3 separate regions of the Homo sapiens genome follow, and all the other regions are linked to region 1. Evidence: chromatin loops called from intact Hi-C (ENCODE). Cell type or tissue: A673. All regions are shown on one strand.

Region 1 (8,000 bases):
TAAATAGAGACTGAAGATAAATGCAGAGCTCCATTAAGCCAGGACTCTAAGCTAGGAATCTCACATGCACCCTCTCTTCCTTCCAGCATCCTCTTAGTTTATCTTCAGTTTAAGCTTGTTCTCCCTTCTCTTTCCCCTAACTCAGATTCTCTCACTGCCAATTTCCTCCCTCTTTATAGACTCTTAGCTCATAATCTTCTCATGGCCTACTTTTTTCTCCTCCTAGATATCTTATCCAAGGATAAAAGAGGGGAAGGTGAATCCTGGTCTTTCACAGATTTTGTGGATTAAAAGTGCTGGACTTGGAGTACAGGGCTAAGAAAGAAGTGTTAGGTAAACACAGAAAGAAATTTGGATGCTTCTCTGCCCAGGCCAGATTCTTCTTTCCCCCAGTCTGCTCTAGAAATGCCTGGCTTCTTATGTTTTTCACTAAAGCAAACAAAGCCAGAGCTACGTCTTCATCAGGTAAACTAAAAATCAGATCACATGGCCCGTAGGAGCTTGCTGTATTTCAATATGACTCTTCTACTGTTTCATGGCTTTATTCCACAACTCTCTTTTCTCAGAAATGCATCACGCCACAGAGAAAACCAAGCTCTGCTGTCTTAAGCACCAAAAATGAACCAAAGTTTGGCCAGGTGCAGTGGCTCACACCTATAATCCCAGCACTTTGGGAGGCCGAGGAGGGTGGATCACGAGGTCAGGAGATTGAGACCATCCTGGCCAACATGGTGAAACCCCATCTCTACTAAAAATACAAAAATTAGCTGGATGTGGTGATGCGCGCCTGTAATCCCAGCTACTAGGAAGGCTGAGGGAGGAGAATCGCTGGAACCCGGGAGGCGGACGTTGCAGTGAGCCGAGATCACACCACTGCGCTCCAGCCTGGTAGCAGGGTGAGACTCGGTCTCAAAAAAAAAAAAAAAAAAAAAAAAAAAATTCCAAAAATGATCCAAAGTTTTAGGCAAGAGGATAGCTTTACCTAGAAGGTTGTTAGAAATATCTTTCTTTGTCTCACTTGGGACGTTTGTACCCTAAGAGTAGTGGTGTTTCTGGTGTCATCTTTAAGCAAAGAAAGAAAGAATTCCATGACCCATGTGATGATGGCTTAGGTTTCCAGACTAAGGTAATTCACACAACTGTGGCCTAATGTACTTCTGACATCAGGATTTATGGATGAACCAGGTTTAGTCTCTTAGAAAAATCAGCTATGAGTTGAATACAGACTTGAAGTGAAAGTAAAGACGAAATATCAAAATATCAAAATCTTATGTTGTATTTTAAATTTCTAAAGTCTTAAGGAAGTTGTCTATGTCCATTTCAAATGGGTGTAACGGTCCATGACAGGCTTTGAGAAAATAGCATATGACCACGAACTTCGTCGTAAGTATGTTGTTAAGAGTGGCGGTGGTATTGATGATGTAAACATCTTTCCTCTCCTGGCATTAACAGACAGAAATGTGACTTGTAGATTCAGTTTCTCCCAACCAACACATATGTAAGAAGAATGTGAAACTCACCTCTCTGCTTACATATCCTTAGTTGATAGTTCACAGACAAGAAGTTTTGTGAGACTGAACCCTAAATGATCTGTTAATGATTTGGGATTTTAAACAGTTTGCTCTGAAAGCTGGTTCTTGTAATCAAGTTTGACATGAAAATAGTACTGTCATTAAATTCAAGGAAATACCACAGTTTAATGCTTAATCACATTAAATTTCAGATAATTTGTATGTCATGAAGCTGTATTTTGGAAACATCAGTTGGAGCTTTACTACTGAGCAGACCATATATCTACATAGACTCTTAGTCTCAGAGCACTACAGTATCAAGTTGTAGTTTTGGAAAGCTGGTATGGAAAAAAAAAACACCTGTTTATTAATTGCATTGAAATGTTTTAGGGAATACCTCCATGTAATTAAAGTGGCAATGATAATGAATAATAGGGCTACAATTACTTTCTTCTAGAACCAGCTTCTTTCTTTCAAGGGAAAAATTCTTGCCCCGTCACTTGCCTCATGAATTTCCAGGAGTGTTCCTTGCCTCTGATTTGAAGCATGCTATTGTTGTTCTTTTTTCAAGCAGTTCTGATTCTTTGTCCTACACATTTTTGTGTATAGATGTTGTCTGGGTGATGGAAGGGTAGAGATTAAACTGAATTTCTTGCAGGGTCAGTTTACATAGTGAGTTCTGAAAGGGCTGGGTGGAAGATTTACATTTTCAAGCAAAATCATTGAAATTACGGTGAGTAAAACATATGATAAGGATATTAACACATACCTAATAGGTCACCCATACTCACGTGGGAGTTTTAGTACTTCTTAGTAATTCCATTTACTTGACACAAATGGTTTTGGCTGATTGCTCTAACCTATCACCATACCTTGAGCAAAACAACTGATGTCATTCAATAAGGAGTTAGGATCCATTAAAGAGAAGCCCATTATAACAGCTTATACAATCTACAATGCAAATGAGAACACTGTTTCAACATAAGATGAAAAAGGCATTCTGAAAGAGGCTAAAGTATTTTCTAAATTTTAAAAAAGAGCTAGTCTTGACGCCTAAGATTTCTTAAATATTTTTCAAAGTGTCAACTCAGAATTGTGGAATCTGTCTTTTGTCTTCCCACTGTAAGGATTCAAACTTCTCATAATGCACAGAAAGATCTCCAGTCAGCATCCCCCCCCACCCAATACAACGTTGTGTTAAACTTCATCCAATTGTCCAGCTAATTCTTGTGCTTCTCCAATTTTACTGGATATGATGTTTTTATTGGGGTTCATGGAAGCATGGCTAATGACATCAGCAAGCTTTGTAATTTCTCACTGCCAGTTTTCTACACAACTTACACTTTTGTCACTCAAACTGCACCAAATTGCTCCAACAATTAATCTTAAAGCGCAGGAGTAGGGGGACTTTTAAATGGACCCCTTCTTGGGATTTTGTGTTAAAAACAGGAAAGTTCCCATGAGTGAAGGGGATAAGTTAGCTTTTCCAGCCTCTGCCTCTCCCCAAGTCTCACTCTTCTCTGCCACCTCCCCCCCCCCAAAAAGGAATGAATTACATTTCTCTTCTTGTCCTTTAAATGAATAGCATAGTTTGGGTGAAATTATCAGGCAATTGCATGCCTTTTATGCAGATAATGCTATTTGATGAAAGCGGTGTTTTGATCTGCTAAGGATAATACAGATCCAGGGTTGGATTCATTGGTGAGAGTAAAGCTGTCTTCTGTGATAACTTCATCTCAGCATGAGGTCAGACGGGGAAAACTGGGATGGGGGATTAAAAAATGACACAGTCGGAGCAGTATTCAGTTCCCTGCTGTGCTCCTGGCTGCACACTATAGCTTATGTTTCTGATCTGTTATGGTATTGTCTGCCTTTCTCTCTCGGAGCAGAAAGAGATTGCTTAAAACTTTTCTTTTTTCAGCTAGAGGGATTAGTTCTGTGCAGCTTTTTTAATTAAAGAAACTGTATCTTTTTCAAGGCAATTTAAAGCTGCAAGGGAAGACCCATCAACATCCATAACTTAGTACTATTATCTGTAACAAAGTCTAAGCTCTAAATTTGATATTCAGAAATAGGGGAAAGGAGCTATAGAATTCTGTTGTATTCTTAACCTTCAGTGGTTGCTCAAATCCCTAAATGAAGAATAGTAAATAAATTATTTTGTGTAAGTCCTGAATATGTTTCTATAAGTAGTAACTTTCAGCCTCTTTGCTTTTTAGCCTAGCTGAGCTTGCTTAATTAAATCTTCATGATGATAGCGAAGTGCACTTGCAAATGGTGTAAGAGGAAATAGATTTGACTATATATCCTTTTCTTTACCCAGAGATCATTTTTAAACATTTCCATTCTACTGAAAGTGATAACAGTAGAAAAGGTCTGCTTAATATGGGCAATTTGCATTTAAACAGTGCAAAGTACAACATTATGGTACTTTATCACGACGAATCTTTGCATGTGTGATAAGCGGTCATCATCTTTATTAATCTGAGGGAAGCATGGATTGAATCTATCCAAAGTGATGATGAATTTGTCAGGACATATACATTTGAGTTGAATTTATAGCTCAATTTAACCCAGGTTAATGTCGAAAATCCTCAAATGTTTCAAATAAGGCCCATATGGTTATCACTTTACAAAGCACACAGGCTCTGCGCTTCAGTTGCAACATACACATCTCCAACTAAATTCCATGCCAGATCAATTAGAAACAGTCCTCCTGAGCAGACAGGAACAAACAAAGATTGTTTCCCCAATACCAGCTGAACCCTTGTCTTGAAGAAATGAAAAGCAGTCATCTTAGGCTCTACACTTCTTACCACTAAAAATCCAAAGGGAATTTGGAGGACGACAGGGTTTTATAAATAATGTCATATTTAATATAAAAACATGAGTATCTACATGTTATAGGTGCTTGCTACAATTTGTTTCCAAATTTCGATAAACATCATATCCTACTGAAAAAGAGAAAACCAAAATTTGATCTCTTTGCCTTTTCTCATTGTTTTTGTCTTTACTTCGCATTATGATTCTGAGAAAAGTCAACCAAGGTCAAAAGTGGTTCGTTGTAATGACCAGAATTTTAAAACGATGTCCCATTAAAAACTTCATGGTCAGAGAAGTAGAACAGTGTACTTAAATGCATTTTCAAGGTAAATTTTATTTATGACATACCCCTGTTTAAAAAAGAAAGTCAGAGGGGCTAAAGACAATGAAAATATTTTATTCGTGTATCCACTCATTCGTTCAACAAACATTTATTGAGCAGCTCCTATATGCCAGCCCATGGGCTAGGCTTGTGTGTCCAAAGAGGCATAAGGTTGAGCCCCTACACTCCAAGAGTGCTCAGCTATTAGGAAAGACCTATGCAAAAAACAGTGCCATCCTTTATTACATGCAGAAAACACAGTGGAAGCACTGCCAACGGGAGGAGAGTATCACTAATAGGTACTTTAAAAACTATGTGTTCCAGGGGCCCCGGATGCAGAGCATTCCAGACTAAGAGGTCACCAAAGGGAGGAGAAAGAGTAGGGCACTTCTGGGAAATAAAAAGATGTTCAATTTGTCTGATACTGAATTTAGTCACTTGATACCTATATTTTTAACCTATATTTACAAGTTAACATATAAGCTGGACCCTGAAATATCTAACGGGTGTTGTTTGACTAAAAAATTGTCCTGTAGTGTCACTATTGTATCATAAACCTTGCCAGCAGCTAATGCCTACCTCGAGTACACTATATACGCTTCTCACTGAAAAGTTGTTTATAGAAAATATGACAGATGTTAAAAGGCACTCTATGATAACTCTTAAAAAGGTTCCAACTTTCACTGTGGAATAATGTAGCAAGTTTTAAATACGTTCACAGAGCTAAACCAAAACCGAAAGTTCCACATGTTAAAAGACGCTGGTGTTCAAAATCCTTCGCAAAACCTGGGGTCTTTTATGAGGCTCTAGCCAAAGCAAGGGAGCCCCTGGGTGGTGCTACGCAAATGCATTTCCACCGAAGGTCGGAGCCACGCGTAAGGCCCGGTTTACACCATGGAATACAAACGAATGTACTGGAGAAGCATGGTCCCAATTAAAGGTTGCTTCGTCTCATCACCAGTCCATTCAGTGGCTCCAAAATGCATGCACATTGAGAGAGGCTTATCTTGCTTTAATTAAGATAATGAAAGCATGTTTTCCTCTACAAACAGTCATTGAATTTTATGACTTTGTCAGTGATCGAATTAAAATATTTGTTTTATAGTTCCCTCAATCTAACAGCCAAGGGATAAGTTATTTTTTTGCCAGTGGGGGGAAAACCCCACCCAATAATAACTTTGTCTACTTGAGAGACTTCCATGTAAAATTTAAGTTTTAGTGTTGTTCACTGTTGCAGATTAATTGCTTGCTACCTGTGAAGGCACTTGTGTAAGGGAAACACCTCAGGTGCCTAGAATTTGGGTTTTGCTCAGTGGCTACCAGCCTTTAGCCTCTGTTCTAAAGTGGCCCATCACCTATTTGCTGTTCTCAGTTGAGACATAAGCTCCTTTTGGGCATATGTGGGTTATTGGCTTTCCTGAGCCTGAGGGGTGAGCTGGAAGGTCTCGGTACCTGAGATTTGGCTCCCCTGGTCATTTCTACCCCGTTCCTCATCGTTCCTAGGGTCTCTTGAGTGGGAGAGGTTGCAGCCGGGGCAGCAACTGGGTTTGAACCCAGCAGACAGGCCGCTCATGCCTCCGTTTGCTAAAGCAGATGTAATAAAGTCCAAACAATAGGTAAACTCCAGTGATGTCCACAAGTGTCCTTGGAGAGCCTAATACCTGCCTGACCCGGCGGTCCCCTTCTGCACGCCTGAAAGCCTCGCGTGTTAAAGGAGGAAGTGGCTGCGGAGACCCTCGAGTCTGCACGGGCAAGAGGCACAAACAGCTGCTACCCGGCCCCTTCAGTTCCAAGCTGGCTCTTTAGGACAGGAGGAGAAAACGGACAGACCCCAAAGGGGAGAAAGGGAAGGCGCATGTGATGCTGACTAAAATGGACAGGTGTCACCTTCAGGTGGGCAGCGACACTCGGCTGAGACTTGACCCGCGGGGAGGCGGTGGAGCAGCAGGGCAGGGTGCTGTTGGCCTTGCCTCAGTAGTGGGGCAAGAACCTGTCTCCTCTTCCCCAAAATGAATCCAGAGGTTCGGCCCATTATATCCCTCCCCCCCGCCCCCCAGCCCTTTGAGAGGCTTCCAAAGGCCCCAGGCATGCATTCCTAGGACTAGGGCTAGGCGAGGGTTGCTGGGCCACATTTTCCTTTTGGAGAGCTGCGCATCTGTGTGGCAAGAGGGGCCCACGGGAGGGCGATGCCGCCAGCTCGGTCCCATTATCCCGAGCACGACCGGCTGCGTTCACACCGCAAAGTCACCAGCCGCGCCGGGCAGAGTTTGCTGAGAGCGGCCAGAGGCTTGCAAAACAGACAGCGATGTCTTGCATTTCTTCTCCCGCTCCAGTTTTTATTGCTGCGGAGGGCACGACGTGAGCTGCCCGCCATCCCCGCCCTCTCTTGACAACAGCTCAGTGAGGTAAAAAGCATGATGGTCACGTAGCGAGCTGCCTCTCTGCTTTCCAGGGATTCATCCGAAGGAGGAAGCGTGTGGTAGTTTGGCACTGCACAACATCAGCTTTTCCTAACGGCCTCAAATGATGGAACTTCTTTGTGTGAGAGACAGAGAGAGACCCAAATTTAACACACGTAAGCTGCCTGGATTACAGGCGCAGGCAGACGTAGAGGAGGACCCCTGCGCGCTTTGTCCACCAGCGACGCCTGGCATAGAGTGCGCAGGGCCGTATTAATGAGTTCTAGAGTATTTTTTTCTATTTTGCAACCATAGTGTGAACGTTCAGCATTGCATACTGAAAAACTTTGAATCTCATGTAAGAAGGAACTGGGCTAGAGACAGGAGCCAAGATTTATTACCATTTCTAAGTTTTATGAGTTCTATTGTTTTCCTACCTTTATTACCAGCGTTAGCTGTAATGAGGATTCTAGAAAAAAGAGCTGGAAAAAAGAAGCATCCCCTAACTCACACAATGTAGCACTTCAGTTCTGGCCTCTTTAGGATTGGGGCAGTGTCTCATCTCTTTATTGTGTATTCGTAGACAGTAAGAGGGAGTCTCACTTACTACTTGGAAAAGTTTTAAAGACCTAATACTTTTGTGTGTGTGTGGGAACTAGGCCACAAAAGTGCTTTATGAAAGAGTTTCCTTACGATCATGTCCGGATTCAAATTTCAAGTAGTTTGCATGATCTTCATGTAATATCTGGGACACACCTTCATAATTGACAAGCCTTTTTTTTATATAATAATAAGAATGGCTAAATGAGTGAGGGATATCATTCATCCGCCCCCATGACCTTATCTTTTTCAAGTGTGAAATTCAGTGGCAGAAGGAGATGGATCTATCCCAGGGCGACTCTAGATTCTTCCCGCAAAGATATGCGTGCTGCTTTCCGTCACTAG
Region 2 (8,000 bases), 300 kb after region 1:
TTTGCCCAACAACCACTGTAGAATACAACCAAAAAAGATGCAGTTATTCAACATACACTTGTACCTAACTTTGAGAACATTTTTACTTATGCTGGCTGCTTATATCATCTGTACTGAGGCTATCTTAGACTCTGTAGTTAAGGTGACATAGTGATATATTGATCTAATGAGTAATATTATGAAATTAATTCTAAAATACTCTAACTTCTTCTGCCTTAATTTTTAAAATTCATTTGAATGATCACATTGTACAAAGCTTTTGTTGAAAATCTTGCAAAGGCCTTTGGCCAAAAATAACATAGTTCTACATATTTTTACAGTGGTTTCTATTTCAGTCAAATGGCCACCAAGGATGATAGGCTCTGAAACATCTGGATGGTCCAGTGTCAAAATCTACACGTGGACACTTGCCTTTGTGGTCAGGATCTTCAGTTTGCCATGGCCTCAGGAGTTACATTTAACTTGCTCAGCATCGATTAATAGATGCCCTTATTTTGCCTTTCAATGACTCCAGATCTTTTGCAAGACTCAATTCCCTCTGTACAGATACATCTGTGAAGTTTGTTATCACTCTGAAGCTGAAAGTCCCCAGGACTAGACAGTAATTGAGTTTTCCTTACCTGACAGCCTCTGACTCTACCTGTTTTTCACTCTCCCTTCTCTCCTCTTTTTAGAGAACTCTCTTCTCCTATATTACTTACTGTGTATGTTTCTATGATTTCCCTTAAGCTGCTGAAGTTGCCCCTAGCAAGACCCTAAGCACATTGGCTTTTTATAAACCAAGACAGACCCTAGGTAGAAATTTGCCTAAAAGAATTTGTATATTTTTTCCTACAGGGTATTTTAAATAATGGAAATACGGTTTTCTACTTTAGTTTTAATCTAGGGATGTCCTGTGACGATTAAACAAGGCATTTCATGTGAAAGAACCTAAGGTGTTTCAGGCACATAATAGGCATTCAATAAATGTGAGAGGAATTCAAATCTAGAAGGTTTGAAGAAAAAATCTGGTGTGTAAACTAGCTGTCTCTATTTCCCCACCATCCACTTGGTTTTCAATACCCATTACCTCTGACATTCACCCCATTATTCTACTAGAATTATTCTCCTTTAGATCGAAAATTGCTTCTTCCTGCCAATTTCAAGACCTTTTCTTCAATCATTAGAAGTATTAATCTGTAACATGTATCTTTGTTAACCATCACCCACACCATTCCCTGTCCCAATTCTTGAAATCTCTACTTGGGGCTTCTTCGTCGTTTTACACTGCAGATTCTCTCCAACTTCCCAGACGGTGCCTTCTGTCTCCCCATTGGGTGAACTTCCTCTCTCTGGCCCCTCTATGTAAGCATCCACCAAGATTCCAGCTTGGCTGGTTGCTGTCTTCGTTTACTCATTGCCTCTGAAATCTCATCTGCTCTCGTAAGTATCACTGTTAGGGAACCAGGTTAGTAAATCTACATTATAGAACGAAACCCCCTTCTTCCAGCTGCAAACTCCTGGTGGGCACCTTTTTTTTTTTTTTTTTTGACGGAGTCTCGCTCTGTTGCCCAGGCTGGAGTGCAGCCGTGCGATCTCGGCTCACTGCAACCTCCGCCTCTCGGGTTCAAGCGATTCTCTGCCTCAGCCTCCCAAGTAACTGGGACTACAGGCACGCACCACCACGCCCAGCTAATTTTTTTGTATTTTTAGTAGAGACGGGGTGTCACCATCTTGGCCAGGCTGGTCTTGAACTCCTGACCTCATGATCCACCCGCCTCGGCCTCCCAAAGTGCTGGGATTACAGGCGTGAGCCACTGCAGCTGGCTCTGATGGGCACCTTTAAATACAGATAGCCAAAGCAATGCTCACTTCACTCCATTTCGTTTCTCTACGCCATTTGTCTTATCATAGAGCTTTCTACTCTTCCTGGGCCTACATGTCTAGATCTACAGCCTGATGACTCAAAGGTGATGGTTCTCAGCTACCTCCACCCCCAGTCCTACAGAGGAAGTTCAGAGAAGAGCCTTTAAGAAGATGAAAGAGATGAAAAACAGACCCATGAGGAAATGGTAGTAATAATGAGTTTAACATGACGATGTGGATTTTAAGGGAAGATTTGAGAATAATTATCATTAAGTATATGAAAGGTCCTTATTGAGAAAATGGTGACCAGCTGCTCCTCACTTCTGCGGAAGACCGTGCGGAAGGCATTGAGCATAAATTGTAGCTCTAGAGGTTTTTTTTTTTTTCGACTTTTATTTCAGGTTTGGGGATACATGTGAAGGTTTGTTACATAAGTAAACACGTGTCACGGGGTTTGTTGTAGATATTATCCCATCACCCAGGTATTAAGCCCAGTTCCCGATAGTTACCTTTTCTGCTTAAGTTAGAGACTCTTAAAATAGAATTGCCCTCAGTAAACAATGTAAAACATTGTAATGTATTACTTGGAATGGCTATGGCACGGAAGGGCTTTTTTTTAACCAAATAAATTCATCTGTGTGTGGTGTAATTTAGACTGGATTATATCTGAGAGCGATCTGGGAGGGTATCACAAAATTAGATCATGTATTAAGTTTATGTTCGGTTTTATAATCCTGTAATTTTTATAAACAAAAAATGTATGTATAGATTTTTCTAAAATAATGACCTTGAACTATCAATGGTGCTAGGTGACATTAGGTCACAGCCTCTGCCCTCGTGAGGTTTATGTTAGCTTAGGAGTATGTGAGAGAGACACAGACAGACAGACAGAAAGAGAAAAAGAAAACAATAATTACAGAATAGTGTGATGTATACATAGGAAAGAATCATTTTAATCAGCAAGCAATTTTTTAAAATCTGGATTCTTCATTTCCATTGACCCATCCATTCATCCATCCATCCACTCATTCCCAAACCAGCATTTATTTTATTTATTATTATTTTTTGAGATGGAGTCTCGCTCTGTTGCCCAGGCTGGAGTGCAGTGGTGCAATCTCCGCTCACCACAACCTCTGCCTCCCAGGTTCAAGTGATCCTCCTGCCTCAGCCTCCCTAGTAGCTGGGACTACAGGCACGTGCCACCACGCCCAGCTAATTTTTGTATTTTTAGTAGAGATGGGGTTTCACTATGTTGGCCAGGCTGGTCTTGAACTCCTGACCTGATGATCTGCCTGCCTCGAACTCCTGACCTTGTGATCTGCCCACCTCTGACTCCCAAAGTGCTGGGATTATAGGCGTGAGCCACTGTACCTGGCCCAAACCAGCATTTATTTGGTGTCTCTTTTGTGCAAGACACTATGCCAAATGTTAAGAAATCAGCAAAGAAATCGTCCCTATGCTCGTATGTTCGTGGTCTGGAAGGAGCTACAGACAAGTAGACAGGGAGCAGAATATAGTACGATGAAGGCAGGAAAAGAGTATTTACGGAGCTGAATGGGAATGCAGAAGAGGGGCCCATAAACTATTCTTGGTGAATCAGGCAAGGCTAAATGGAAGAACTGACTTCTAAGCCAAGTTATGAGCAAGCAGAAATTGGTCAGCTAAAATGCAGAGGTATGGAGCATGTACTTCCTCTATCCACAATGATGCATAAATATATGTGCATACTCATAAATCGTGTTCACAAAGTCAGAAAATCCTGAAAAACACATTCTATATGACTATATCATGAAAACACCTGAAATTAATAATTATTATCTAAATTTATTTGTCAATAAAGATATGTTAAACTATTTGCAAAAATATCTTAGTACATATGGATTCTTTTGAAATGGTTGATATTATAAATTGTAAAGGGTTAATATAAAAGTTTGTGTGATTTCTATGTTCTGTCCACTGCATAAAGGATTTGATCTATGCACGGCTATTGCCACTATAGACAACTACCCATCTGACAACACCACTGCACTAGTCACCAATGAATAATTCTTCCTTTCTAAACAATCAAAACAAAGTACTTATAGTAATACATTTAATTTCAAAGATTTTTGACATTCAACCAAAAATGCTTGGTCTTTTTGTTTGTTTGCTTGTTTTTTTAGAGATAGAGTCTTGCTTTGTCACCCAGGCTGGAGTGCAGTGGCACAATCATGGCTCACTGCAACCTCCACCTCCGAGGCTCAAGTGATCCTCCTGCCTCAGCCTCCAGACTAACTGGGACTACAGGCATATGCCAGCACACTCGACTAATTTGTGTGTGTGTGTGTGTGTGTACATATGTGTGTGTGTGTGTGTGTATATACACATATATATACATATATATACATACATACATATATACACACACACACACACACACACACACACACACATATATATATATATGGGTTCTTTTCTGTAGAGATGTAGTTTCGCCATGTTGCTCAGGCTGGTCTTGAACTCCTGGGCTCAAATGATCCATCATCTCAGCCTTCCAAAGTGTTAGATTACAGGCATGAGCCACCGTGTCTGGCCTGAGAACCAACACAAGTGTTTTGGGAATGGGTGAATGGAATGATGGTTGGAAACAGATGGTCCAGATTGAAGAATTTGCTCCATAATTAAAAACAATTCAATCATCTTTATTTATCACACTTCCATTTCTTTATCTTGGACTGCCAAAGAATACATTCAAAATACTCCCCAAAATGTATTCATATTATCAAAGCCTAAAAGTCAGGTGAACCCCAATAAGTTGCCAAGCATAGACACATACTGCCATCCCTGGGTGGGCCTAGGAATTAGTGTGTCTGCAGCCCCTGAATCCAATGTGCCAGGGATAAGCAGCACTCCCTCTAGCTTGGCCACTCCTGTCCTTCCCTAGTCATGGAGGTTACTGATAAAACTAGGCTTCCATATACTTCTCTGTGCTATAGATTGTCTTCTAACATTGTTGGACACCTGATGGCTTGACTTGGGTTGGGTCCTCAGCTCTTGCTACGTACTCAGTTCCTGGCATCCACAGCCCCAGCTAACTCTTGCTGGCCATCTGGATTTCTCTTGAAGCTCTGCCCTCCTGCCTCTCTCCTGCTCTCACCACCAGGTAGGAATGATGTCCCTACCTCACCCCCTTCCCTCCTACTTGGATAGTTGCCAGGACAGGACTGAAGCTCACTAAGCCTTTCGTATACAGCACATTGCTTGACTGCCCCCTACAAAGAGTCCAGACCTCATCACACACACCCAGATCCTGCTTCCTCCTCCTCCCTGCCTGCCCAGGCTGTAGAGGACCCAGTAGGCTCCTGCCCAAGGTCATCTGAATTAGGACAAAATTAAGGACCAGTGCTTTTGGCAAGCAGTGGACATGATTGGATATCTAAAGAAAGAGCCCTAAGTCTTCATCATGTATCAGATTCCACAAAGCATTTGGTTTTTGGGGGGTGAAATAATTTAACACCTTTAAAAGTAAAGAGAACTCACCTTTAGAAATGATTTCAGATGTGGGTCATTTATTATTGTGAAATAAATATGTCTATTGTGGGTGGATTTTTCCATAGGGTAAATCAAAGAAAGAATCACCTAGCTATTACACTAGCCTTTTAGATTTACTGTAGACATCTGTGAAAAATTATGAATTGGCCTTTATTACAAGACTTTGTTTTCAAACCTTTATTTCTGTTCCAATGTAAATGATAATCGAACTTTACTGGAGAAAAGACCCATGATTTTAAATATAGTTTTATGTCAGCTTATAGTTTTACATCAGAGTCCATATAGCTGTTAGAAAGTTATGTGCTACTGACAAAATAACAGTTGGCAAAACATAAGACAAAATCTACAATTTTATTCACAGGATCTAACTAATGTACCATTATTATTACCAATTGATCTCAGTGTGCTATAATTTTGGTAACAATTTCTTTGATATGCTTTTAAAAATATATATATATTTACAAATAAAGGTATAATTTTTAAGAGTCAGTCTAAACAGACTAGATTCTAGAGGGACAGACATATATTGACCTACGACAATCCCTAATTCCGGTGTTTAGGAATGTTTGTTAGCCATTTTTTTCCTCTATAAGATTACAGCTCTCAGAGGATACTAATATTGGCCTATTTGTTTCCTGACCTCTTGAGGTAATTTGAAAACACAGGAGAAATCGAGGACTATCCCTTTTTTTATTTTGCTCCTTCTCAAATCCACAAGTTATCAATTTTTAAATGGAATATTATGTTTCCAAATCTTTGGTGGGGCTTATCCTGATAAATTTTATTTAAACGGTGAACTACACTCCTAACAACCAGCTTTCTTTTTTGTTGCGATGGAGTTTTGCTCTTCCTGCCCAGCTGCCCAGGCTGGAATGCAATGGCGCGATCTGGGCTCACTGCAACCTGCAACCTCCACCTCCCATGTTCAAGTGATTCTCCTGCCCTAGCCTCTCGAGTAGCTGGGATTACAGGGGGATGCCAACACACCCGGCTAATTTTTTGTATTTTTAGTGGAGATGGGGTTTCACTATGTTGGCCAGGCTGGTCTCGAACTCCTGACCTCAGGTGATCCACCCACCTCGGCCTCCCAAAGTGCTGGGATTACAGGTGTGAGCCACCGTGCCTGGCCAATAACCAGCTTTAACTATTGAGTCAATACTGTCTAAATATTTAGAGAAATGGTTAAGCGGCAGGCTCCTGAGTCCATCAAACCTGGAACTGTGTTTAGGCCCAAGCACTCTGTAACTATGTGGGCACATGATTAACTTCTCTAAGCTCCAGTTCTTCATCTATAAAATGGGATGATATTACTCTTCTCATATGAGATTAGAAAATTAAATAAAAATGGTGTGTATCAAATGCCAGTCATAAAATGAAGTGCTTAGTGTTAGCTTTAATCATAATCATCTATTTAGTATAGCTATGAGTGTTTGATTTTGATTTTGTATTAGCACCTCTGACAATGTGGATTTGGTACTTAATAATTAGCGGGAAAGGTAATAATCTCAGTGTCGGTTACAATTCGATTTTTCTTCAAGGTTTTTGTCCTAAGGAGAGAGAGGTCAGAAGCATTCTTAATATGAAGCTAAGTTGGTGCCAGTTTGAAGTAACAGCTCATTTGTGGACTTTTTATTTTTTTTTTTAAATACAATTTGCTTTGATTTGGTTTGGTTCATGCATTTTTAAAAATCTTCCTCGTGGTGTTCGGTCATTAGATTTTTATGCCTAAAGAACTGAATTCAGTTTTAAGTAAAATTCATTTAATATTCCAAGTATGATTCCACGTGGTTATTCATTCACAACATAAAATAGCCACATAATTCAATATATTTGATAGTGTCTGCTCATGGAACTGTGGGGAATTCCGCAGATCTTAGACAAGAATTGCTTAAGTTATAGAAGGCGATATCCATAATGCTAATTATCTCTGACATCATCGATATGGCAAACTATAGTAGAAGAAAACAGAAGTTGAACGTGGGCCTCATTACACGTCTCTGTGGAACTCTTTGGTGGACTCCTGTATTTAAAAGACGGCAGTGATTTAATGTATGCATGGGGGTGTCCACAAAACTGTGTATCTTTTCTTGGGAAGATATATGTGGAAACCATCCTTCACTTTTCAACAATAGAAATTGTTTAAAACCATGTCTCTTCCTCTGCCTTTGCCCCATGGGCTGCTACTGCTACTGCTCAGCTTCGTTCAGTGTAAATCCTTGATTATTCTCAAAGGATCCCATCTTTGTCTAATTTGGAAATACATAATTAGTTTTGTATTCAGAAAAGGTGGAACTAGATATACATGTAGAATACTCCAGTACACTCCAATATAAAATTTTGCCTAACCTGTATGTAATACTTATATCTAATTAGCATTTTAAATGGAAATTTTAATAAATGCTATCAATCAGTGACCAATTTACATAGCATTCATCTGGGGAAATGAGCAGGTCAGAGGATCAGTCTTCTTGAGATTCATCTTGACCCAAACAATGGTTTAAGATCTTAAAACCTTTCATTCTTCCATTAGTGTGCTTATCTTTCTGCATTCGAACGTTCTAGTCCAAGTCCAGATTTGCTAACTTGTGGTTGTCAAAAATCAAGGAGTGCATTTTTGAAGCATA
Region 3 (8,000 bases), 420 kb after region 1:
CATTAATCCACTACTCTCTGGAATTACTTTTTTTTTTTCTACGAACACTTAAGAGTTTCTCTAAAAGAATAACTTCCCAGGTCCTGAGGCCTCTGGAATTACTTTTTTTATTCTACAAACACTGAAGAGTTTCTCTAAAAGAATAACTTCCCAGGTCCTAATGCTTAATGCAGGAAGTAATATTAGTACTTTTTTTGTTGTTTAGTCTCTTTCTCTGACCAAATATGCCACCAACTTGAGTCTCATTGTCCCTAGCCCATTAGGAACAATAGAAGTTTTACCCCACTTCCCAGCCCTTTTCTTAGGAATGTAGGAATCTGGCTAGAAGGCACAACAACCTCCCACCTTCCTAGTAGACCAAGGATTCCTGTTGTCAGATGCAGTGGGCATGAAAGCAGCAATTTTACAGCACAAAAACTCCAATAACATTTACTTCGGTTGGCTGAGATTGCAATGCACACAGGCACTGCTCATTCTTGGTTGCTTAAGCACCAGCTAGCTTCCCTTGGCTTTTTGCCACTTTGTGCATTTCAGAGACAAGTCCTTTCAGGAGAAAGCATTTTGCTTGTAACTTGCAGTGGAGTAAACAGACCATTCAGGCATAGTTTATTGCATTACAAACTCAACTATGCGAACTATCCCAAAATTGAATACAACAAAGTAATTAGTGAAATCATTTGGTCATGAGAATTCATAAAGAGGAATTGTCCTATTTAAAAAATAAAATTTTTCTTTTCTAAAGAATTATTTAAAACTTTATATTTAGAGAATGGTAGCTTATCTCTTATAAGTTTTACTTACATAGTGAAGCTTAAAGTGACCAATTTACAAGTGTCTTCCCCTTCCCACTCCCCTGTAGCCAGCACTTTGTTGAATTCATTTGGGAAATCTTAAGAGGGCACCCACGTTGCATTATAAAGCAAACACTGAAATGACGATGACCCACTCCTACGTAGACTGAAGTGCTGGCATATCAACCCCATGTTACTATATAAAGAATAGGCAGAGAAAAGCATACAAAAACATCTCAATAGCCTGACTCAGGCTGAACTAGGTAAAATGTGCATACACATTGTGGATTCCCTAGAAGACAGGCAAGGGAAGGCAAGAGGGATGTGCATTAGGTTACCCTAGAGGCAGTATTCATCTAATCAAGAGTTCATTCATTCCTGCAGCCAGTTTTTAAAATCATACATCTAATGTGTACTGAAAACCAGTTGCTAAATATGGTTACCAGACATTTTCTTCTTCTACAAGATTGTCCTAGGTTCTGTATTTGTTTTTTTGTGGAGCTTTTTTCGGAGAACTTTAAAACAAAATTATAAAATCTCATGTAAAATCAAAATTAAATGACTTTTTCTATTCAACATTGTATCTAATTATTACCTGTTTATAAACCAATCCTGTTCATAGGGTCAGAGCAAACTGCGGCTTTCAAAAGGATATTAATGGTTAGTGCATTTGTTAACTGGGACCCTATTTATTGTTCCTGTCCAACTCAGATCACTCGTGTGTGTGAACTAAGTACTCTGAGCTTCATTAGAATCGTAATTGTCTGTAAGTAAACTGTGATGTACTTGAATTTCTACAATTGTGCTTATTTTTCACATTTTGTTCAAATAAACCAGGGCTCAGCTCTTAACATTTTCAAATACTTGTTTCATTTTAAAAAAGGACAGGGGCCTTATTTGAGCTAACAGATGAGCCCTCATTTCTACGGAACCCTAAGCAAGATCCTATCAATCCATGTGCTAATGGTCTTTTTTATTGATGAATTTGGCCCTTGCTCTGTTGATTGAATCTACATATAGTCTCTAGCCAGTGATGCTTAAATAGAAGCCACAGGGTACAACATTTTGGAGTTGAAGTTCAGACCACACAGTCTCCCTTTCTGCATCCCACAGATTCTCATCTGTGCTCTCTCCCCCAGCCTCCAGCTGCTGCACTGTCACCAGCCCAGCTGAGATTCAGAATCACTTCTGGTGTGGTTCTGTCCCTCAGGTACCCTTTATGTGCCTCAGAAACACTTTTACCTAGATGTCTCTCTACCATTCATACATGTTTACAGTGATTTCCTTCTGAGTAAATATATAGAACTATCAAAATGTCTAACCTGCCCGTTACTCAGTTGCAGTCCTAGTTTACTTCCCGCTTGATCTGATTGATTCCGTTTCTTTGGAGTATTAGAAAGAGAGAGAACTTGCCCGATACCTTCTGCTTTCATCTACGGCTACGATCCGATTTCCTTCCCTTGAATGCATGAAGGAAGGGTTTAAATGGCATCTGAGGTAATCGTGAGTTTCTGGGTTACTTTGCAGTGGTTTGCCCTCGATGGAGTGCACAAGAGGAAAGAATGGGAATAGCCCTGCCCTGCCAGTGCGTGCCTGTAGCGAAAACGCTTGGAAAACAAGTGATGCACTCCTAATGAATTGTGCTTTTGGTTCTTTGAATGTGCACAGCATCTCCATCAGGTTTTTACAGCTGGACTCTAGCTGTAATTGCTACTGGGATGAGATGCACAACATGGGGTGTTGAAGCTAAGAATTTGTAGTGTTTTAGTGGCCAAAAATACATGGCATGGTAGGAGCATCAGGCCTCATGAAATTCACACTTGTATATCTTCATGTTCCTCACCCGTTTCTGACATGCCGCTGATTTGCCAACAGGCTACTCTAGATGAAGGGGATAAAAATGGCAAAGCTGAAAGATGTTGTTTCTTAAAAGATACTGTGTATCAGTGGAGTAAGAGGAAGTAGATTGGGGATATAAATGCATAAAAAGGCCTCTGTAGTCATTCTTCAGTGAAGACAATTGGTATTAATCTCATCAATGCAACAAAACAAAAAAGATAACAATTTTAATCTTATTATAGCACAAAATGGCATGCATTAAAGTATTTCTCCTAATGTAAACAATAATTCTATATTTCTGTAGCATCAGCTCTCAGATCCCTTGTCCTGATTTGTCATTAGATATAAATCAGTTTTTATGCTTCTTCCAGAGAAGCTTTAAAGCCTAATGTTTCCTTATTGGAGATGTTATAATTCCAAAGAGGGTAAAATTGATAGTTTCACAGAGAAAAGTATCCTATCCAAAATTATGATGTAAAAGAATAATCCAAATGCCCATGCTGATCCACCCTTATGGTTATTTAAGGTATAATCAGTGAGGCTTGGAATTTAATGCAATTCCATTGGCATCATAATTTTCCAGGGTGTCAGCTGTGACCACTGAGTTCCCAACCCAGTTAAATTATTCTTTCACATTATTCTTTGCATTTTCTGTTTTCTTCTTTCTTTCTTTTCTCTTTATTCCTCGGGATTTTTTTTTTTTTTTTTTTTTTTTGAAAATCAATCCCTGTTGTGTCCATCCAACCAAAATATTTTATAGCGCTTACGTTAACTGACATTTTAAAAGCAGTTTATGTTGTAGATATTAATTAATCCTGAGAACAGTACAATGCTCAGGAGAGAATTATTTGAATTAAATTTGTCAAAAGTGGTATAATGCAAAGATTGCCCTAACACTGCTGAAAGGAGTAATTTTCGTTGTTTCCATAGAAATGAGGAGTTCCTTATTCTTTGGTCCTTACTCAGATCATACTACTTTTGTTTAATTACAATGAAATAGTAACCACTAATCAAAAGATTCTTTGTTCTATTTAGAATTCAAACTTTTGTTCTCCTGAACATATTTACCTGCCTTTCTAGGATTACTTTCTAATGGCAAAACCAGAAAATGGCAACATGAGAGCTGAATTGAGAAGAAAAATGCTTACCTTATGCAAGCACCCTGTAATAAACTTTGAGATTTTCTATTGATTTTTTTAATGCCCAGCGTTTGTTGTATTCTTTTTATAACATTTTTTCATTCCACGGTCATTTTAAGCTTTATTTCATTCACAGTTTCTTTACACCTCTTGCTTTTATTGAAATTTAATTTGAGAAATGGATAATTAAGAATCCTTCTACATTCTATAGAGAGTAACTAGCCCCATGGTTAATGGGTACAAATAAATAGAATGAATAAGATCTAGTATTTGATTGCATAACAGAGTGACTGTAGTCAATAATAATTTAATTGTACATTTTAAAATAATTGAATATAATTGGATTGTTTATAACACAAAGAATAAATGCTTCAGATGATGGATAACCCATTTACCCTGATGTGATTTATTACACATTGTATCCCTGTATCAAAATATCTTCTCATGTACCCCACAAATATATAGACCTATTATGTACCTATAAAAATTAAAAATTAAAAAAAGGTTTTTTTTTTTTTTTAAAAAAAGAGTAACTATCCCCACAACAGTACATCACAATCACACACACACACCCTGAATCCTGGCAGCATTGCAGTACACAGGAATACGTTACTTGAATTGAAACTGCAAAAGTAGTTTAATGCAAACACACACCCCCACATAAATACACTTTTATTTATTAAAAGACAAGGAAACTAAAAAACTGAAGTATGAAGGCCAATTGGAATAATAATGTGTGTTTTACAATTTTTTCTCAAATTTCCTCTTTAACATTAACTCGAGAGTAGATTCCATTCCCAAGGTGATTCAGCCATTCAATATTTCAAAACTTTCGTTATTCCCTCGAGCTCAGTGCCCCCTCTACTGCTTCTCCTACAAACAGTGATTTCCCAGTAATGCCAGCAGAAGCAACAGTGAAGCTAATGCAGTCACTCTGCTAGGGAAGAGAAGTTTTCAAGAGAGGCAAAGGCACAGTTTCCCTTTTTCTTTCCTACCAGTTAATGCCCTCAGTGGGTGGTCATGCCTGCTCTGTTCTTGAACAAAGGACTTCCTTCTCAGGAGCAGCAGGAATAAAACCGACAAGTATCACATCTGTTTCATGCTGCTTCTCCAGTTCCCATGGGATAGCACCACGTCTATAGCAGCAGTTCTGATGGTGCCACAGGGAAACAAGGCAGTAGGACATCATAAATGAACAGATCCTGCTTGAATGAAAGAGAAGGGGAAAAGAAAATACTAAATAACAATATAATGAACAGTGGAGAAGTAAAAGGGCAAAGATACAACTCCTCAGAGAAGACAAATGTTTTAGAGATAGTCTCTATTTGGTGTAAGGTCTGAGTGTTGACATATGTACGTATTTTAGAAGTAGTGTAGGATAGAGTACATCCATTCCTCTCCGTTCATGGCCAGAGAACTGGTCCTGCGTGAAGAATGCACGGTTTAATTTGAGGAACATTTCCAACGGGTCTTAAATTCTGGCCTTTGCTGTTACTGTCTACAAATGGGAAGAAAAGTGGTAGGCAAATTTAAAAACCAAAGAGGATTTAATAATTATAATTAATAATTGAAAAAAAGACAAACTAAGACTCAAAACATTGATGGGAATTTATAAAATTGGATTGGATGATGTTTGTAGAGCTCTGTAAATTTATTAAAAATTGTATTTATGAATTCAAAATTTAAAATTATAAATATATAAATATGTAAATAAAAATGATTTTAAAAATTAACTGATAATAGCTCTTTACAATTTTTAAAATCCCTCCGAATATAGAATAGCATAGGAAAATGCTCATGTTAGTGATACAAGGAAGATAGCAAAGCAGAACTATGCAGTACAATCTTGATTTTGATGATATTTGTATATTAAAAAAAAAAGGAAAGAAACAAACCAAATTTTCCCTGGGTAATGGATTATGGATAGTTTTAGTTTTTCTCTTTTCCCAGTGTTTTTTAGATTTCTGTAGTTTTGTTTTTTCTAAATGTTTGCACTGAAAGTGTAATATTTTATGATGAAAACATACAAAAATTTTAATGGGAAGACTTTTTGTCAGTACCTGCCAGAATTGTTTATATGGATAAACAATTTCAGTTTTTCATTTCTCTGAATGGATCCTGTAGAATTCTATAGAATAGTTATGTAAGGGATTATTTAAGTATTACATGGATATTAAAAACAACCTAAATGCCCATCAAAAGGGAATTCATGCTGTGTCATAATACTATTCAGTTGTTATAAAAGAATGAACCTTCACAAGTATATATTATGTTGGTGAAAAAGTAATTGCTGTTTTTGCCATTAAAAATAATAGCAAAACTGCAATTACTTTTGCACCAACCTATATAAGACATATTGTGCATATATGTATATAAACAATACTGTGTATATCCAGATAGATAGATAGACAGATAGATAGATAGATAGATAGATAGATAGATAGATAGATAGATAGATACACACCCTAACTTGAAAAAAATACCTATGTTCTATTGTGGAGTAGATAAAGCAATTTGTCAAACTTAATATAAAGATAGATTGCATTTTCACAAAATGTATGTGAGAGTAAGATTGTCTAGGCAACCTTAGGCTGTATAAGAAACATAAACATCTATTCTTTTAAGTGAACTAAGTTTTAATTTTGAGCCACTATTCCAACCAGTGGTAGAAACTCATTAAGTAGACACAGTCAAATCAGAGTTTCTTATTAACTTATCCCATCCTAGGAATGAGATTATGAAAGTGTCACGGGATGGTGAGTGCCATATGCTGAATTGTGTCCTCTCAAATTTATATGTTGAAGTCCTACCCACAATTATTTTTTAGGACTTCTATCCTCCACAACTGTGAGAAATAGTTCTGTTGTTCCAGCCGCTGTTGCCTCATGTGTCCACACTCATCACAAGACCCTTTCTGAACTCTGTTCTTCTCTTAGTCATTTCCGTGCCATTTTTCACTCAAGAAAATGTATGGCTGCCCTACCGTGACACCCTGGGCATAGTGGGGGTTGGGGTTGGAGCAGGCTGCCACTTTGAGGCTGTCTCAGTTTCATCTGACTGAACACCCTGCACAGCCACCTTTACTCCTATCCTATGCTACTTTACCCTCCTGGAAAAGGGGCAAGATCTTGCCATACCCTGATTCATCTTTTGTTTCTGTTATTATATCCAACTTTGTGGGGGGTGCAACATGGAGCGCAACTTCTCAACACAACAACACCGTGCCTAATTCTCTTCTGCTCCAGTCATGCAATCACAGTCAGGTACTGTGGGGGTCAAGGGGCCAGGTGCTGGAAAAGTGAACTCTGAGTACTCAGAAATTCTTTGCCAGCCTCATTGTTTCTAGCATAAGTCCAAACTTTTGAAATTTAAAGATCAATACTTTATTTATTCTTTACTTCTGCTTTAACAACTTTTTTTTTCCTAAGGCACCATGTACTCACAGAATATGGAGAAAGGTACAGGAGAAGATACAGTGGTGGTGATGGTAGGAAACCTTGATGAATATTTCAAAATGTTACTCTGGTACACTGGGTTATCTTGAAAGTTAGGCTTAGAGCTGGGCATGGTGGCTCACACCCGTAATCCCAACACTTAGGGAGGTTGAGGCGGGTGGATCACCTGAGGTCAGGAGTTCAAGACCAGCCTGGCCAACATGTCGTGCATATGTAGAGACAAAATGCCGTCTCTACAAAAATACAAAAATTAGCCAGGTATGATGGTGTATGCCTGTAATCCCAGCTACTTGGGATGCTGAGGAGGCAGGAGAATCGCTAGAAACCTGGAAGGTGGAGGTTGCAGTGAGCTGAGATCATGCCACGGCACTCCAGCCTGGGTGACAGAGCAAGACTCCATCTCAAAAAAAAAGAATTTAGGCTTAGAGAGGGGAAGGGGAAACTTTCACTTTTACTTGATATAATTCACTTGATATAATTCACTTTCACTTTTACTTGATATAATTCTATATTATTAAATAATTATCCCTTTAAATAAAAAGTTAATCATTTTTATAAGCTTCATATCAATTGATCCTTATAACAATACTATGATGTAGCAGGGGCAGTTACTATTAACTTGTATTTTAACAGATGAATAAATGAAGTCATTCCTACACATTAAAAGTATCTTTTGATCTGGAACAAGTAAGATAAAATGAGAGGCAAACATATAATGAGTGCTTTCAGTGAGTAAGGAATACACTAGGAAAAAAGCTGTTACAAATATCCTAATA

Evidence for each region. A loop is a pair of places that touch in the nucleus more often than their neighbours do. Peaks named below come from ENCODE experiments on the same cell type or tissue, not always from the same donor. Only the 100,000 strongest peaks of a DNase experiment are listed, where the experiment ranks them.
Region 2: a loop joins it to region 1, with 2.1 times the contacts of the local background. A loop is called at or near these places in 11 of 110 quality-filtered maps.
Region 3: a loop joins it to region 1, with 2.0 times the contacts of the local background. A loop is called at or near these places in 3 of 110 quality-filtered maps.

The regions. Positions count from the first base shown.
Region 1 is chr4:182,134,294-182,142,293 of GRCh38, forward strand. It overlaps TENM3-AS1 (TENM3 antisense RNA 1), which reads right to left. Exons shown (of 5, transcript NR_125905.1): 5 at 4,365-7,191. It also overlaps a transcript of TENM3 not described here. Among named protein-coding and RNA genes, the nearest start is that of TENM3-AS1, 6.2 kb to the right of the region's middle. RefSeq lists an enhancer at 6,718-7,524. In A673, no CTCF peak of the experiment used is centred here; a DNase peak (open chromatin) is centred at 3,278.
Region 2 is chr4:182,438,604-182,446,603 of GRCh38, forward strand. The region is part of intron 3 of TENM3 (teneurin transmembrane protein 3); the gene reads left to right. Among named protein-coding and RNA genes, the nearest start is that of TENM3, 200 kb to the left of the region's middle. In A673, a CTCF peak has its summit at 4,682; no DNase peak of the experiment used is centred here; H3K27me3 peaks cover 625 bases.
Region 3 is chr4:182,555,807-182,563,806 of GRCh38, forward strand. The region is part of intron 3 of TENM3 (teneurin transmembrane protein 3); the gene reads left to right. Among named protein-coding and RNA genes, the nearest start is that of TENM3, 320 kb to the left of the region's middle. RefSeq lists an enhancer at 4,437-5,290. In A673, a CTCF peak has its summit at 4,633; DNase peaks (open chromatin) are centred at 495 and 4,795; H3K4me3 peaks cover 557 bases; H3K27ac peaks cover 402 bases.